2 separate regions of the Homo sapiens genome follow, and region 2 is linked to region 1. Evidence: chromatin loops called from intact Hi-C (ENCODE). Cell type or tissue: heart right ventricle. All regions are shown on one strand. Each heading gives the region's core, and the rest is flanking DNA. Links, peaks and the distances in the headings are about the cores only.

The links. A loop is a pair of places that touch in the nucleus more often than their neighbours do. Peaks named below come from ENCODE experiments on the same cell type or tissue, not always from the same donor. Only the 100,000 strongest peaks of a DNase experiment are listed, where the experiment ranks them.
Region 2: a loop joins it to region 1, with 4 times the contacts of the local background. A loop is called at or near these places in 3 of 110 quality-filtered maps.

What each region holds. Positions count from the first base shown.
Region 1 is chr2:12,823,653-12,826,458 of GRCh38, forward strand. No RefSeq gene overlaps it. Among named protein-coding and RNA genes, the nearest start is that of MIR3125, 88 kb to the left of the region's middle. In heart right ventricle, for the core only: no CTCF peak of the experiment used is centred there; DNase peaks (open chromatin) are centred at 1,039, 1,199 and 1,589; H3K27ac peaks cover 2,470 bases.
Region 2 is chr2:12,753,658-12,756,463 of GRCh38, forward strand. No RefSeq gene overlaps it. Among named protein-coding and RNA genes, the nearest start is that of MIR3125, 18 kb to the left of the region's middle. In heart right ventricle, for the core only: no CTCF peak of the experiment used is centred there; no DNase peak of the experiment used is centred there; H3K27ac peaks cover 2,500 bases.

The DNA.
Region 1 (2,806 bases), core at 212-2,711:
CCCCATAAAACAAAACAATTGTACAAAAAGGACAGGAGTTGAAAGAAATAGATGGCACCCGATGAAGTCATGTGTCTTTCCCAGCCCCCTCCTACTCTGTTGGTTTTCAAATAGTTCTTTTCACTTGTTCACTCCATATGGAGGAAGATATAAAAGCCTTCCTTGATGCCACGGAGAAAGGCTGGCTCTGAAAATCCCAGATCCGAAACCTGATTGGCAGCTATGGAAAAGTCCAGCACTCTCTAGGAGAGCAGGCGAGTGCCTCACCGTGAGGCCTGGCTGGGTGATGAGGCCAGTCCTGGGGTCTTTGCTCTGACAACACCTTGCTGAGCTGTTCTGGGCAAATCTCTTAACTTCTCTGGGTGCTCTCAGAATTCTTATTTATGCAATGAAATAACCTCTATGGGTCCTTTCCAGGATCATGATGTGAAGGAAAAGGTGGAATATTGGGCTGCATTTGTGGTGCTCTGCCAGTGCAGGTGAGGAGTGTGTGAGCATCCTAGGAGTGCATCCAGGTAGTTAGGAGGGAGAGGACAACACATAGTCTCCTAGGTGCAGGCGGCGGGGGAAGTCCGGTGGACACCTGTGAAGCTAAGTTCCAGGACCTTCTGGGGGCTGTGGAGAGGAAGGGGACCTTCTCCAGAGGGGCCGTGTTGATTGACTCATTCTTCTCTGACTCCTCAGAAGCCAGTTCATTGCAGTAGAGGGGCTGTCCTGCAAGTCATATGCTTCTCCTCCTTGCCTTAACTACAGGAATTCCAAGATGTTTACACAAACTTCAAGGAGTGAACCAAGTTATTAAAAGAGTAGCAATTAGGGTGGCCCATCCCAGCAATTTAGTTTCCTGTCTAAGGAAGCATGAAGGGGGAGGGGTTTCCAGGGAGGGGAGAGGGAGGGAGCATTCTTGTCTCCTGATTGGACCGCCCCAGGATTTCCATTTCTGAACACAGACACAGAAGGAGGGAAGAAAGGTTGCCAGATGCCAGCTCCCAGCTCCCTGGAGGAGTTACTCGCCGCCACAGATGCTCCAGCAGCTGGTTGGGCCCCTCCTCAAAGTGTCTCTCCTGCTTCCTTCTTTTGGGGGATTCTGGCTCAGCTTTGAAAGCCTTTTGGCATCTTTTGCCTGCCTCCAAAAATTAAGCTGTGTTGGAAGCTGCCTGATAAATCACTCTTTGCACCGTGGCTGCCATGGGGCTTGCAGAGAGTGGCTGCCTAGTGATTTACCGCGGCTGTCTGAGAGGGCTTTTCCAAGCAGCCAGCGTAGACCAGGGAGTCATCTCTGGCAAAAGGAGCATTTTGTCTAGCTCAAATGGACACTACAGAGAGGAAGTGGGATTGCTTTGTTCAAAACTTGTTGGTCATCCATTCCTCAAGCCAGCCGGAATCTCCAAGTTCATTTCTTCCATGCAACTTGAGCTCAAGAAAAGAGGTCCAGAAAAGTGGTTTTTCATGACAGGCCTGCTGGAGCCTTTCCTAGGGGAAGGAGAACTTTCTGGTTCTGAACTGCAGTTACACAATGCTGGGCAGGCCCTCTGATTTGTGGTCATAGTTTCCCAGAACCCCAAGGGACCCATCCAGGAAAACGCCCATGTCCCCTCGCCTGCGTTGTCATCTGCTCCCTCCCAAGGGGATTTTGTTTCCTTGATTGTGTTCCATAGTGGCTGTTGGAAGTCAGGTGCCCTGGACGCAGCTTGGACAGGAACCATGTGGTGTGAGGACCTGAGCCTTGTGCATACGTGGCTTTTGCTTCTGGTTCTGGCTTGACAGTGTGACGAGTTAATTAACCTCTTTCACCTCTAAATCTTCATCTCCATTATCAGAATAATAAGCTCTTCCTTGAGAAATTGTTGTTTCGACGAAGCCTCATATAGTTAGCACAAAGTAGATGGAAGAGTAGATCCAAATAAAATATTTTTAAACAATATTTTGTTGCTTGTTTTCTGTTCTTGTTTTTGTGGGGTTTTTTTTTGTTTTTTGTCTTTTTCCCTACAAACAGGTTTTCAGCCTACCATTTAAATAGGAACCCAAAAGGAACCCTTCAAAAATATGGGAGTTATAATTTAGTACACACTTGCAAAAGATTTGAGTAGATACTTTCAGCTACATAAAACTCATAATGTAAGGGTTAATGGAGATGCTATTAGCAGTAGTACTTTGGGACAGGACATAGATCATTAAAAAAAAAAGTGGGTTTCTCATGGCAGAGAACATAGGTTTTTATTTCTGGGGTAAAAATTCTCCTTAGGAATGTGTAATGCTAAAAGGTAAATGACAGGCTATTTGAAAGAAGAGAAAAAAAATGTGTTTACTTTTGCCTCCCAATAATAGAGTATCTCTCGCCCTTCTGAGAAAAATGGGAATTAATTTTCTTTAAAAAATGCACTGCATTTATTCTGAAATACAGATCTTCTACCTCCCACTCCACATTTTCTTGCAATTCCTTGTTCATGCTGCTACTCCAAGGGCAAAGGAGCAAAGCACAGTTTTATTAACACAAAGTGAAAATTGTTCCTTTGTTTTCCTTTTCTGATGGGTCTGTGATTTGGTAAAGAGCAACATTAAGCGTGCCTAATTTCATGCCAAATCTAAAATCTCATCCCAGGGATTCATCTGAGATACTTATGCTTCTCGATACTACTTAGAAATTTTGCGTGAAAGAAGGGGGAAGAGGTAAAGCTATTTATTATTATTATTTTTGAAGTTGTCTATCTTTACAGACAATAGCAGGCTGAGGTTCTTCCATCTGTGTCCCACACCCTCATACACCCACACCCCGCCCCTCACCCCAAACATACATACCTCTTGT
Region 2 (2,806 bases), core at 179-2,678, 70 kb before region 1:
TATAGCACCCTGAGTGGACTAAGATACCCACTAAACCATTTGAAGAACTTTTCTGTGAGCTACCCAAGAGATGTTCTTAACTTCACACTTTGTTAATGGTCCTCGATTTTTCATTACCCTTTGGTACTGCAATGCAATCCCATTGTCCTTCTATGCATTGTTTTTTCCCATACTTTTAAAATGCTTGAATCAACGTGTTGGCCATATCTCTTCACCAGAACATCTTTCTAAAGTTACCATTAGTGGAAATGTTAGCAATTGAGCCACCCCTTTATGCTAGGGATTATCTGTGCCCCACATACTACCTGGTGTGGGGTCTTCACTGCCCACAGACTGGCAAGTGTTCCAGTCTCCAAAACCCATCTAACCACTTGCTTTCTTGGATCATCCCACTTTGCTGCCACTGTGTCAGTTGGGTCTTCTCCAAGTAGAAGCTAAGTTGCAATCGTGTGTGCAGGTACTCTACTGGGGAGAAATACCTGTGAATGAAAGCCAGAGGAAGCAAGGCTGGGCAGGAGTCATCAGACATTGATGCAGAGCTGAAAAAGTCTTTATCATCCCAGAAGGGAGCTCCACAGCAAATATTGCCCATTAGAGACAGGGTTTTTGTAACATCATCCCTCGCTTGGTCATTGGTGGGGCCGCTCTGAGAACAGCACAACTTTAGCTCCAGTGCTGAGATGGACCTGAAAGAGTTAACTGCTAGAGGTTGCTAACTAGTTACACTCAACCTATCCTTTCTTGAAGTGGAACCTGAGCTTCACCTTCGTGGGTCTGCTGCGTTGATCCACACTATTTGTGGAATATGTCAATGCAGATAATTCTTAGGAAAATGTAATTTCCACCCTGAAGATTTCGTTTCCCAATTTAAATATGTCCCGCTCGTTTCTGTGTGAGGCTGGTGTGAGGGATGGCTCAGGTTCTGAAGGGGCTTAAAAGCTAGTTAAAGCGACGCAAGTTTAAGGCATTATGTTTTCAGAGCCAATAGGATTCCAAGGTCGTGATCATTTCTCATTAAAAAATAATCATAAAAAATTAAGACTTCAAAGGGAAGTTGAAGTTCCTTCCTGGAACAACCCGGCCCATAGGAAGGAGAAACAATGGAGTTAGATCCTTAGGCTAGCTTTTCCTCTTCTGGGAAGGAAGTGTGAGATCTATGGGCCTGGCAGTAATCTGAGACTCCAGGTCCTCCCTCCGCCCTGGCTGCAGAGGCAGAGGCTAGAAAGGTAGCCTATGGAGAATCTCCTGGGGCTGACCCTGGAAGGGGTGCGGAGGGAGAATACCCATCTATGCATGACAATTGCTGAAGTGTATCCTTTTTTGCTAGCACCGCTCCTATCCCCACAGTGCCCTGAAAAGCAGAGACAGGGAGATGAGGAGATTTACCCTGTGAGGCCAGCACGCCTGAGATGTTCTCTGTTTCTGATCCTTCCGCAGAAGTCACAGAGCCAGGGTCAGGGGCCAGGTTTTTTAACTTCAAGTATATTGCTCATCTAACAAAACCAGACTAAGGACATAACAATTTAAAAATATAATATCCTTAATAACTATAAAAACTACCACTGATCTTAAGTCTTCTATGTGTGTTACCATGCAGGTGCTGTCTTTAAATAGTCCCTATCTGGCAAAGGAACTTAAGAGTTATCTAGTTTGGACCCCCATTTATAAGGATGAGAACACTGAGGGCCGAGGAAGGGAAGAGACATAGTGGCTTGTTGTCACATCATTCTTCTAGACAGTTGTGCAGCTGCCTCCAGAAAATCATGCTTGCCTTCATCTCTGTATTCCCAGAAGTCCACATGGGTCCTGGCACTGCAGCGCTTATCAAAAATATGTCAAATGCATGAAAAGAAACCAGAGATATCCTTAGTGTCAAACCAGAGAAATGAGTCTAATAGTTACTCGGAGCACGGGAGTCTGATAAGAATCTCATGGCCAAGCTAGTTATGCCAAGGGCAGGAAGGCAGCAATGGAGGAGGAAAGCAATAAGCAACTGGTGAGTTGGAGACTGCACACAGCTTTCTTCATTATCTAGGAGACTTTGTCATTTTTAATATATTGGATTCTGCTGGCAGCTGGGATGGTATACAAAGCTGTAAATACTATAAAGTACAGTCATGATCTGATTGAATGTCTAAGCTCTTTATACCAGTTAAAAGACTGAAATCTAGAATATCTGAGCTTCCTAAACAAGCACCTGTAACATTTGTTTCTGAGCTTTCACATAGGATCTGGTCAATGGCTGGCCATCTACAAATATATGTAGAAAGAGTGAATATTACGTTTAACACATTGCTGCACCTTCACAAAGCGGTTGTGGCTTGATATCTTTTCGCCAGGAACAATTTTCAGGAGAATAGTTCAGAAGTTGTCTCAATGTGAGTAAGAAGGGTATTTTGTATGGTTTTTACATTGTTAACCAGGGTCAGATTGAAATTTCTAGAGACACTTAGAGGACTGGTTCAGGGAGGTTCAGCCCAGTGGCTATATGCAACTGCTCCTGGTAGCCAAGCCTCCACTGGACTGTTCTCCTTTAAATAAGTTTAACAGTCTCTCAACTCCACCCATCTAGCTGGATTTTCAGATAGTTCCCCAGAGAGTTTATCTTTAGCTTATAGTCATTACAAGGAGAATTTTGTCAAGCTTTATTTTCTGTAATTTGCGTTTCTTAGGTTGCATATCTCTCCTTTTCCAAATACAAACATGCAATGTTTTTTAAAATACTTTTTTAAGCCATACACATATCATCCATCTCCAAAGAGATTCTGACTTTACTCCATGGGAAATGCTTCTGTGCGTCGTAACC